Linked DNA regions of Homo sapiens: region 2 is linked to region 1. The links are chromatin contacts, found by Hi-C or POLR2A ChIA-PET in ENCODE. All regions are on one chromosome and are shown on one strand. The core of a region is the stretch at or near the end of the contact, and the rest is flanking DNA. Distances in the headings are between cores, read along the strand shown. Region 1 overlaps MAPK8 (mitogen-activated protein kinase 8). Region 2 holds the start of ARHGAP22 (Rho GTPase activating protein 22).

The links. A loop is a pair of places that touch in the nucleus more often than their neighbours do. ChIA-PET counts read pairs that join two places held with the same protein, here RNA polymerase II (POLR2A). Pooled maps may share reads with other maps.
Region 2: a loop to region 1 is called in a map of endothelial cell of umbilical vein, with 12 times the contacts of the local background. The contact joins the promoter of ARHGAP22 here to the enhancer-like site in region 1. A Hi-C loop is called at or near these places in 14 of 168 maps with a recorded cell type or tissue (CD4-positive, alpha-beta T cell, CD8-positive, alpha-beta T cell, Caco-2 and 9 more), 16 of 37 single-sample maps with no recorded cell type and 23 of 50 pooled maps. POLR2A ChIA-PET finds 5 or more read pairs at or near these places in 1 of 52 experiments (GM12878).

What each region holds. Positions count from the first base shown.
Region 1 is chr10:48,361,474-48,367,644 of GRCh38, forward strand. The region is part of intron 1 of MAPK8 (mitogen-activated protein kinase 8); the gene reads left to right. Among named protein-coding and RNA genes, the nearest start is that of MAPK8, 58 kb to the left of the region's middle. Within about 2 kb of position 3,743, at least 4 of the 41 ENCODE cell types and tissues checked have a DNase peak (open chromatin) inside an H3K27ac peak, as active enhancers do; they include endothelial cell of umbilical vein, where a contact is called at or near this core.
Region 2 is chr10:48,602,116-48,608,286 of GRCh38, forward strand. ARHGAP22 (Rho GTPase activating protein 22) reads right to left here and starts at 2,958. Exons shown (of 10, transcript NM_021226.4): 1 at 2,648-2,958. The coding sequence starts at 2,681. RefSeq lists enhancers at 2,379-3,109, 6,076-6,135 and a silencer at 2,966-3,125.

The sequences.
Region 1 (6,171 bases), core at 2,493-4,992:
CTGAACATGAATTATTTCAGTTTACCTTTCCTAGGCTTGAATGCTTCCCTGTTGCTTTCAGAATAATACTTATACTTTTAAAAAAGGAAATGTATTATAGCTATCATCACTTTCACACTTTAAAGCAAATAAAGTTTTTACCACTTCATACTACTAACATTGCTCTCTCTTGTACTATTATACTTCTCTAAGTTTTCCTTTCTACCCTGATGACCGTTGTGCATTTCTTCTTCCATCCTTGCCTTTCTTCTTTCTTTCCCCTGGGGCGTAGGGGGGAGCTTACATATAGGTCTTCCCTAAGGTGCTGTCCTTAGTCTGCATCTTTCTTCTTACTAATTTGTATGTAAAATGAGAATTTATATGACACAGTAAGTATGTTTTCTACTTGGGTTAATAATATCACTACCCTTCCTGGCATGCAGACTGAAATTTCTTGAGTTCTAGCTTCTTCCTCATTGCCTGTATAGCCAGTTGACTAGCAAATTTCATTGATTCTTTCCAAAACTTCAGAAAATTTTCCTCATTTTCATTGACATGACCAGCTTTATTTGCCTTGCTTAATGTCCTCAGATGTGGTTTGCCAGTGGTCTGTGATGCAAAAGTAAATTCATCGTACCTTTTTCCAGCTTTATTTCCTGCAGTGGATCCTTTATGAAACCTGTATGCCCAGCAAAATGGAATATTTTTCTTTGACAGTTGCTGTTTTTGCCTCTGTTCTTTCCTCTCACTATTCATTCCCTTCACCATATCCCCCATCCCTTCTACCTCTTTTCTCCTTACACAATGAGTCTTAGAAAGAAAGATACGGAAGTGAAAATTACCTTTTTTCAGGCCAGATTCTTAGCCTCAAAGATATCTGTAGCATTTCATTTGTATCTTTTCTGACCCTTGTTTCTGCCTTGCTTTAAGATGAACTTTGAGTGTTTTATTTCTACTAACTAGTTTCTCTATTTCTTGGGATCAGGGAGTCATCTTTGTGTCCCAGACTCAGAAGAGGAAATCATATACTGTTCATGTGAATTAATGGGGAACAAATACAAAGAAAAAAACCACATTTTCTTTTTATTAGCCTCTATTTTGGGGGTGGGGGGTGGGAAGTGGGTAGGGGTTTCTAAAATCATTAAATTTTAGTTAAGAGCGATCTTACCACTAATTTATTCCAAGACCATAGTTTTATGAACAAGAAAAATGTGCCTCCAAAATTTAAGTGGATTCCACTGTATCACACTGCTCACGTAATTTGTGATTTCCAAAATTTTATTAGTTTTTTTTTTTTTTTTTTTTGAGATGGAGTTTCACTCTTGTTGCCCAGGCTGGAGTGCAATGGCGTGATCTTGGCTCACTGCAACCTCCACCTCCCGGGTTCAAACAATTCTCCTGCCTCAGCCTCCTGAGTAGCTGGGATTACAGGCGCCTGCCACCACGCCCAGCTGATTTTTGTATTTTTAGTATGGACAGGGTTTCACCATGTTGGCCAGGCTGGTCTCGAACTCCTGACTTCATGATCCGCCCACTTCGGCCTCCCAAAGGGTTGGGATTACAGGCGTGAACCGCCACACCTAGCGTGGTATTTATTTTTTAGAAATGGGGCCTCGCTGTGTTGCCCAGACTGGAGTGCAGTAGCTATTCACTGGCCTGAACATAATGCACTGCAGCCTTGAACTCTTGGCGTCTAGCCATCCTCACGCCTCAGCCTCCTGAGTACTGAAAATTTTAAGGTCATTTTGCCTTCAGTCCCACATGGGAGCAGGAGTCCTAGGTGAGCTGGGGTTGCCATAACCATAATTGAATGTGAGTCCCCTGGCAGAAAGGTAACCTCCTTTTCTTTATATGCGCTCATAGAAATTCATTTATCTATTCCTATTTCTCTTTTCTCCCCACCTTTGGCTTTGGTAGCTGGAGCTGGCAAGAAATCTTTCTTATTTTCTGTAATGTGTTTTATAAATTATGTGTGGTCTAATGATTATATGGTTGTAAGAAAAATACCATAAAGGAAGAGTGTTTGTCCTTAGTTTTCATCTTTAGTTATCCATAAAATCTGAACTCTACCCTGAAAAATTTGTCGTCATTGTATTTTTCATCTTTCCTCGATATCTACTTGTTAGTTCAATACTATCTTTTATCAATTTTAATGTACTGTTCCAAAGAACATATTTGTTACTGTTTTCATAGGGAATTGAGCAGTAGGACGTTTTTCTTACAGAATTAAACTTACATTTTTCTCCATCCACTAGATGGCTCAAGTGCACCACTTTGGCAGCTCAGATTGATCCTTGCTTGCTTTGCTTGTAGTTTCTACTTTGAGTACTGTTTGCTTTTTAAAAACTGGATGAGCCCTTACCTGAACCTAGCTTTACATATATGTGATGGCAGATTTCCTCGCATTTTCTGATTATTTACAGACTTCTGAAAAGCTGGTGAAGTGTTCTTCATATCAGTAGTAAAAAGTGCATTACAGTGCTTAGAAGATTTTGTTTTTTGCTTTTAAGTTATTTTAGACTTTAATTCAATTGCCAATAATCTATTTAGATTTCTTCAAACTAGGCATGCAGTTAATAATTCATCCATTTCTTCCTGATTCATAGTCATTTGGAGTCATTTTCCAGCACATGGTGGTACCTCAGGAGTTTTTGAGGCACACGGGGCTATTTGCTTCAGTTCTGTAGTAATATTTATTTAGTGTTTTTGTGCTTGGAATTGTATGGGGCAGTGGAGGGAAATACCAGGATGACTAAAGAGGATATTTTCATCAGCAGGGAGCTCACTGCGTTAATTCGTTTCCTTAAGTTTCCTTTTTTATTATTTTTTATTTTTATTTTCCCTGAAAGCACACATTGGTATCTTGAGTTTTTGAAGCCAAATAATGAGTATAATGAAATGGCTCATTAGAGCTTATGTTTGTAACCAACCCTGAGGAGAATTTTGTTTTTGACATTGACCCTGTTGATATTGCCTGAAAAAATTTAAAAAAAAAAACTGAATTCTTTAGAAATATTTTATGCTTATGGCTTTCTGTTTTGAGTTAAGTAAAAAGGAAAAGGAATTAAGATTTGTTGAATGCTTATCATGTGCCAGTTTCTTACTTAATTTGATGCTCTCAATAATTTGGAAGACAAGTACAAATATCTCTATTTACAGATGAAGAAACTAAGGAATCAGAAGTTGCCTAGGATCAAAGAAACAGTAAGTTAGAGAGGCAAACTCTTTGTGATATCAAGGGTTGTTTTTTATTTTTTTGCCCAAGAGAAAATAATTATTTTCTGAAATGGCAGAAACATTTGTAATATCAACTAGTTGGATACTTTCATATCCTAAAGACAGAAAACTCCAAACAAAGGATTGATTGCCTCTCACAGTTGATCTTTGAGATTATAAACAAATATTCTTGCCAAGCTAGAGCAATCAGTCATACTGGTATCTCTTTTACAGATACCTTTAGAATGACAGCAAACACTATAAAATTGATTTTTCCAGAGAAAGTGTTTGCACCTAATAATCTTATTTTTCAGGAATAATAACTGAATTATTTCATCAGTTTGAAAATATAGTGTACGATTTAAAGGAGAATGGCAAGTTATTGATGTAAATACACATTATTTACAATATTATAACTAGATTACATTACAAATATTGTAACAACAATTTGTCTTTATAAAATCCCCTTGATTTCTCTTTATTGTTTAAGAGTCCTTGCAGCTAAGCCGTGTAAAACAGGAAATATGGCTGTTTGCCAGTGTTCTTAAGGAAGCAGGAGTGAAGTAAAGCAAACAATACAAAAGGGGTTTGTTTAAAGGATGTACTTAATTTCTGTGTGGCTGTGGTATCATTTTTCTGGCTCTGTTGTCTTTGTCCTTTTTCACTGCAAAGTTGAAATTGTACTTTCACAACTATTAAAACAAAAATAACCAGTAATGCGAACTGAACCCAAAGATATCTAAGATAAATATCCTCCCATGACTGTAAATTTGTATCCTCCATATCACCTTAGAAATTTTCGTATGCATTGACTAGATTTATTGCTATTTTTGTTCTTTTTTTATGTATTATCAGATATTGCCGTCAGTACTATTACCGCATTTACACAATGTTGCCTTGTGTGGAAATTCTAAACCTTTGCTAACTCTTGGTAACCAAAATAACGATAAACTAAAGAGATTATTATCCCATCTTTTGAGAGAAATGTAAAATTATTCATTTGTCTATAAAGAATCTTTGACAAAAGTATTTTTTAAAGCATATTGAATCCTAGCCATTTTATTATTATTAGCTGTGTACCTAAATGATATTTTAGATATGAGTATAAGGAAGACAAACTTTAGGTTGTCAAAGAATGAGCATGTCTCATGTGTTACAGTCATGGCATGACAGTTGGATTACAATTATCTCTTGATGAATCAACTTCATCTAAACCTTAATTGCATATTAAATTATTTAGTCATTTCCTGATTCAGTAATGAGAAGTCAGAATATATAGTAATTTACTGGGTAGCATGTTACATGCCATAGTTTGCGGAATGTACTTGATCAGTAAAGTCCACAGTAAATCAAAGACAAATGAGAAAATTCTTTTAGAATTCAGTTTTTTTTTTCTTAATTTGAAGTCACTTTAAATGCTCTTATGTAATAAGAAAAGAACCCTAGGTATATTTAAATACTTAACCTGCTATAACTTTTTGTTGGAAAGGAGGTAGATTTTTTTTATGAGTATTTTTTTCCTATGGGAAAAAAAATAACTTTGGTGATGCAGTATGCCTTTATCTGTGTATTGTTAAAAACTAAACTAAACAAAAAAAACCCCTAAGAACCTTTAAACTTAACAAAGTTTATTTGAGCAGGAAAAAGGTTCTAGAAGCAGACAGCACTCTAAGATGGTTCAGAATACTACCACTTACAACTGGTGAGCTGTTCTAATAACAGGGAAAAATAGGAAATGTCATACAGAAATTACCTGATTGGTGCAGGTTGGTGTTTGCCTTATTTGGGCATAATCTAGCAGCTTTTAACCTGGGATTGGCTGAGACTCAGATGTGTGGTTATAAGGGTATACTCCTAAGTTAGGTTATAACTTGTTTACACATCAAGCTAGAGTACAGTTAATAGTGTATGGAGGCAGCTTTGGGCCAAATCTGATTGAACAGTATAAAAATAAGTTTTGCAAATATTTATCCTTACCACATGAGTTACATCCTAATATTCTTTATTCTCTTCTATTTCACTAAAAAAAATTCAAATCCACCAAATTCATTTCATGGCCCATCGGTGTGTTGGAGCTCATTAGTTTGGAAAACACTGCCATATAGGGTTGAAAAATTTTTTTTCTTTTTTTACCCTGTTAACAACTGACTAGTCTGAAGGAGCTCAAATATTTGGAAAGCTTTATTAGTGCAGTTTAGTAGCTGGCTTTTAAAAAAAAAAAATTGCTTTCTAGAATCCTCCCTGCTACATAATCACCAAATGTTATTTCAATATTGTTTTCCTAACTTGAAAATTTAACTGAATGACTAGAAGGTGTTGGACCAAGAAATATCTGAAGTACCAAGCCCACAAAGGAAAATTTAATATTGATTGAGGTATCATGGTTATTTGTGCACCCTTAAAATTAAGCCAATTTTAGTTAATAGAAGTTTCAGCTGGGTGTAGTAGCGCAGCACTTTGGGAGGCCAAGGCAGGAGGATCACTTGAGGCCAAGAGTTTGAGACCAGCCTGGGCAACAGAATGAGACCCCATCTATACAATTTTAAAATTAAGCAAGCTTGGTGGTACACGCCTGTAGTCCTAGCTATTCAGGAGGCTGAGATGGGAGGATTGCTTAAGCCCAGGAGTTTGGGGCTGCAAGTGAGCCATGCTTGTGCCGTTGCATTCCAGCCTGGGTGGCAGAGTGAGATCTTGTTTAAAAATTAAAAATAAATAAATAAATAAATAAATAAATACATATATATGTTTACATATATATATAAATTTCAAGTTAATTGTTTAAAGGATGTCATTAACCAAAACTAAGCATCAGTCTTTGGTAATGAAAGCATTCTAAAAGTCTTTCTTTTAGATAGATTGAAAAGTCTATCTTGCAGACAAAGATAATTTTATTAATCATAAGTAACATTATTATGAAAAGTATTTGTGAATATTAATAACTCAGTTTCTTCACTTATGTTGAGTTGCTTTACATGT
Region 2 (6,171 bases), core at 1,708-4,207, 240 kb after region 1:
AAGTGCCTGGAGCATGGGTGCACAATAAATGTTGGTTTACTTTCTTGTGGGACAATCACAAGAATAAGGCCATTGAAGGTACTTCATCATATTAATAGAGCTTTCTCTCCCCACCCCCAAAGTATTGACCAGGCTCTGAACATTCATCAAGGCTCCTGAGACATTGACACTCCTGCTACAGGAGATGGTTAAAGCTCCTATAACTTGGCCCATCAGTCTGATGATTTCCTTTAAAAGAAGGAGCCTCCTTAATAGCATCAACAATTTTATTTTGAAATATTGCAAACAAAGACAGAAATTCTAAAAGGAAAATATATACGAGTTAAAAACAGGTACATCTAGAAAAAAAACCCACTCTAATATAAAAATAAAGGGCAAGCAACAAATTGGGAAAATATTTGCAACATATGAGTCAGTGAAAGATGAGGCCAAATTTCCTAAGTACCGGGCCAGCTTGGGTAGAGACAGTGCTCCAGCCACCCAGGCAAATGCTTTCTCCTCTATCCAGCTATTCATCCACTCACTCAAAAAACACAGGTTGAGTGTCCACCAGGTACCTGGCATTGGGGGTATAATGATGTCCCCGAACAGAAATGGTTCCTGCTTTCACGAAGCTCATGGAGCAATGCAAGTGACAGATATTCACCAATCAGTCACACTCAGGAGTATACAACTGCAACCTATGGTAAATACCATAAAGAAAAGGAGAGATGGAGCAGAGGATCCAGCCTGGACTGGGGTGTGTGGGAAGACTTCCCTGGCTGGCAACACTTGAACTATACTATAACTGGAGGGTGAATAGGAATTAAGGTGTGTGTGTATGTTTGTATGCATGAACGCATGTGCACACACATACAGGCATGCATGTGCGCACATGTGAATGTGGGAGGCATTTCAGGGGAAAGAACGATGTGCAAAAGCCCTATGGTGGAAGCCTCATGGAACACTGAGGACTGGAAGAGGGCTGTATGGCTGGCCTATACGCACTAGATGCCAGTAGCACCCCTCAGTTGGAATAACCAAAAATACTCCAAACAATGCCAAATGTTCTCTAGTGGGGCAAATTGCTCCTGGTTGAGAACCATTGACTTAAAACAAACATTTATGAGAAATCCTGGATTTCAAAGACAGGCTGCCTGTAAGCCCCTTTGCTGAAGCACTGGTCTCTTACTAGCACTGTCCAATAGAAATATAAAAAATATAATATGAGTCACATATGTACTTGTAAATGTTCTAGTAGCTATAGTAAAAGAATGTAAAACAGGTAAAATTAGTTTTAATAATAGATTTTATTTAACCCAATATATCCAAAATACTGTCATTTCAGTAAAATAATTATTAATGAGATATTGTACATTCTTTTTTTGTACTAAATCATCAAAATTTGGTGTGTCTTTTTCTCAATTTGGACTAGTGACATGCCAAGTGCTTAGTAGCCACATGTGGCCAGTGGCCAGCTCATTACACAGGAGTGGGAGGGTGGAACTAAGCTCTCGCAGAGGTATCTGGCTTGTCCTATCCCTTGGGTCATCACTAGACTTGCCCCCTCCTCAGCAGAGCCATGCAAGTTCCTCCTTTGCCCATTGGGGTACACAGGGTTCAGCCCATGCGAAAGCACCCCACAGAGGGGTCCTGACGTCTGTGGAACACACTGGAAGGCTGGTCCCATCCAGGAAAATCATCCAAGTGCTTGCAGTGTGCTAATAAGATGGGTGTGTTCCCTGTGAATCCACAGGAGGCTGGAGGCCCCCCGCTGCAAACACCTGGTGAGACACAAACTGTTTCCAAGCTCCCAGGCAAATGCTCCATCCACCTCCAAAGACCCATCCTCCACTTCATTGTTTACAAAAGGAGCTCAGCCCTCCCAGATACTGGCCACCTGAAAAGACACATTCTATTTTTGTAAAAGACAGATGTTCTCATTCAAAATGACACTTTCCGTGGCTAAGAAGTTGTTGTCCATGGAGATGCTGTCTCTAGCCCCATACAGTGGCCAAGTCTTCAGGTCACTGTGCTGGGTCGCTGGCTGGACACAGGCTGGCTAGCCCAGTCCTGGACTCTCCTGACCCCCATCTCTTGCTGGTCTGAGTCTGCTCCCGCATCCACCCGTCCTGCCCCCAGACCCTGCAGCTTTCTGAGTGTTCTGGCAGGAAAGCCTGCCTGCCCCTGGCCTGCTTGAGGAAATACTGTCTGCAAAGCAGCGGGAACGAAGACCCTCGCTTGCACCCAGCTGTCTCTAGAAGCCAGGGCATGGCCTTCCCTGGTAAGGGGTGCTTCTGTGTTGGCCACAGGGCAAATCTTGGGCATTTCCTTTTTAGTAAAGAAGCAAAGTTTCCTTAAAGTTGCCACCAGGTCACCTGGAGCGACCGAGGGCCTCTGTAAAATGTGGAATGTGGGGCGAAGTGTGCACACCCACTGGGGCACTAAGCCGGCCACCGCCCTTTTGCAACTTCAGGTCGTGTCCCCACCCAGCCCAGGAGTTTCACGAGGAAGGGCACTTCCTCAGGAGGATGCTCACTATTCAGCGGCAATGGTCCCAGAACGCCCGCCCCATGTGACACATGGCGTGACGGCTGGCCAAGTGTCCGCGCACGTTTGCCAAGAGGCACATGCGGTGCCCAGAGAAACCCCAGAAAGTTGGACTTACCCCTCCTGGCCTGCCTGATCTTTGGGCTCAGCATGTTCTTGCAGCCGTCCGGCCAGCCCCGCAGGGCCGTTCATGCTGTCATCCACTTGCTTTTGCTCGTCCTCGCGCCTAGTCGCCCCTCATGTCCTGCTCGTTCGGGGCCCCGTGGCCGCTGGCGTCACCCGTCAGGCTCCCTCGGCTACCTCTCCTGGCTCCGGACGGACGGCTCGCCTTGGACTACATAAACCTCGATGCATTATTTATCCATCCCAGAATTAATTCCCATCCAAGCGGACCATTAAAGCCTCAGTAATCACTGCTGATCAATCACTGGACCAGGGCGGGGCAGTCCCTCCGCCTGGCCTGGGCGCACGCGTGGCTGTCCAAGCTGAGCGCGGGGGCGGGGCGGGGCCGAGAGGGGCGGGGCCAGCCAGAGACGCGGGGCGCGGTCCTGGCCCGGGAGAGGGTACTGGGGTTCCGGCCATCCTTTGCTGAGGCTGGAAGAAATGCGCCTTTCAGCCGCCGCCTGGGAGCCGCACTCCCTGCCAAGCCCGGGTGGGATAGCGCTTTGGTGAGAAGGTAGCCGAGACCCCCCCCCCACCCCAGAGCCCAATCCACGGGGACCCGCTTATGAGCTCACTGTTTTACGTGTTGAAAGTCAGGTGTGTCTGGGAAGGAGCAAGCAGCCCGGCAATGTAAACTCCTCAGGAGACTCCCAACAGGAAGATGCCTGTTAGGGATACTATTTATGCCTCTTTAGTAAGGTGACAGGAATAAGAGGGCAGGAAGCACTTAACTCAGGGCTCTTCATAGGAAGATCTGAATTGAATAGTGAATCTCTGCTAATTGCCATGTTTCTGTTTGATGCTGGCATAATTTTAAAGGGTGTATACTGGGGCTTTGTGAGGAGCGGAATCCAGCCTCAAGATGCTAAAAATTACCCAAGGAATGCAATCATAACAATAGCTATCATTTATTAGGCACCTACTATGTGTCAGGCACTGAGGCTGGTGCTTTACATTCAATATCTCATTTAACTCTCAAACTCCTGAAGCAGGTGCTATATATATAGCGTTTCAAATCTGGAAAATAAGGCACAGCAAGGTTGAATCACCTGCCCAAAGTCATACAGTACCGAGCAGCAGGGCGGGCACCAGAACCCAGGGCTGTGTCTACAGCTCCTGCTGCTCTGTGATGCCAGCCTCTCCACCCTATTCCCATCACTGCATGGTAACAGCTCCTGGCTTGAGCCCCCGATGAACTTGCTGAACGGTGACCTGCCTCTGTGCCCCTGATAATCACTCCGTGTATCCTCTTAGGCATCTGAGCTTGGGTCTGGCTATTTGGGCCTGAGAACTGTGTGACCCTTTCAGTAGCTGGTAAAGAGGGATTTGAACAATGCCCTCCCCTGCTCAGATGGCCATAGCCTCCATCTGACCCTCCACACTCCCTCGAGTGCCCCATGTCCACAGATCCCCAAGTGTCCTATTGGTATGTAATCAACTTTAGCAGCTGTAGAGGGAGAGAGCCCACCAGGAGATCACTGTGGCAGTCCTCCCTAGGGAACAGTGTGCCCTATGGAGAGGGGAGGACTGCAGAGTAAGAAGAAAGACTCACCAGGATGTGGTGAGCCACATGGCCAAGCTGGTGGGAGAAGGTAGAGTCCATGGACACAAAGCTGTCTTACTCAGCATCAAGTCACTTGTTCTGGTCTTCAGCTACTCCTCAGAGGGATGAATGAGTACCTTGGCATAACATTCCAGGTTCTTTCATGGTAGCATCCATGGACTCCTCTCTGACCTATCTCTTGCCGATGCTCTATACAACCATATGCACATACAGCGCCTGCTCCTGTGTGCCCCAGTGACTTTGCACATGCCTTGCTCCTGTGTGTTCCTGTTCTTGCATGTGCAGCCCCTGCTCTCCTGTGCCTCTGTGTTTTTGCACATGTAGCTGTGTCTTTGCACGTGCAGTTCCCTCTCTCTGGAATGCCCTTCCTCACATTGCCTTGTCCTCTTTGGGCAATTCCCCAATGAAATTCTCCTGATTCCACCAGCAGAATGAGCCACTAAGCACTTCCCCTGGGCCCTTATCTATGTCCCTGTACTGCCCCTCTTGTACGCCCTCCCTGAGCCCCAGGCTGACTCAGGCCAGAAGCCTCACAGGAAACTCTGGCTTCATGGGCAGATCCAAGAAACACCACTGAATGACAGAACTGACCTCCTTTTCCTTTAAGGCCAGGTACAAGCCCTGGTTGGGACAGGGGCCACCCATGAGGAGTGGGGAGAATATCAAGCTAGAAAATCTCATGTCGACACCAGGGTCACAGGGCAAGTCCTGTGGCTTGTGACAATGTCTTGAGCAATCAGGAAGCCATTTGTGAGTAATGCAGCCTGGACCACTTCATCCAAGTCAGAGGCAAGGAAATGCCCTGAGACTTAGTCTGGGTCCACTCACGCTTGTTTTGGTTAAGAAACCACCCCCAGGCGCTTTTCCTGTGCAGCTGTTTTCCCTGATGATATTAAGTCACTGTGTTCACTCGCCTGCTTTTCTGGGGATCAGAGCTGGGCTCACACCCCAGAAGTCAGGCTGGGAAAAGGGCAGGAGTTGATCTACGTTCTGCGTCTGAGAAGGCTGGGGGAATGGGGCAGGTGGGCAAAGTAGCTCTTTTCTCCTCTCCAACCTCAGACTGTGCTCTCAGTACTTCCTGAGATGAAGGGTCCACAGAGGCAGGAATTGGAGCCCCTTCATCCTGAAGTTTACCAGCCCTGATCTGCAGGGCCCTGGGAGCCTCCCACTTCCTCTGGGGTGGCCTGTGGGAGGATGGAGTGGGGACAAGGGCAGGGCAAGGGGATCTGTTGAACATGTGACCTCCTATAAGCTTTTATTTGAAGAACCAGCCCTACTCTTCTCACTTATAAGTGGGACACCCAGACCAAGGAGTGGGAGATACAGGTCTAGCTTAGCAGCGGAGACAGATGCCTCCTTCTCCACTGCCCTGTGCCTGCCTGCACGGTGCTGCCCCTTTCCAGCAGTGGTCCTAGGTCTGCCTTCACCTGGCTTCCTGCCTTGAATCATTCAGTATTTTCTAAGGGCTGTTCAGGGACAGAAGCTGAGCACTGAATGGACAGAAGTCTCCGGAAGGCAGAAGGCATCTATTGAAATGCACACCTGTTGGTGGGATGGCTGCCAATCAGCATCAACTGGCCCAGAGCCAGGATACCTTCAAAACAGTAGTTCCTAACCTTGGCTGCACATTAGGGAGCTCTGACAGTGAATTCCTGTGTCCCACCCCCAGTGGCTCTGATTTAACTAGTCTGCAGTGTTTATTGTCATTGGGAGTTGTAAAAGCTCCTCTAGGGATTCAGCCAGGGTTGAGAACCACAGCTTTAGAAGACAACTGCACATGGGGTGTTTGCTGGCTGCCATCCTAAGGGAGATTCTTCTCAGGGAGAGGCACATCTGCGAATAAATCTCCTGGTCAGAAAGTGGAAAGGGCATCTGTCCCAAGCCCCAACTTGAGACAACTCCACCCAGAGCCACAG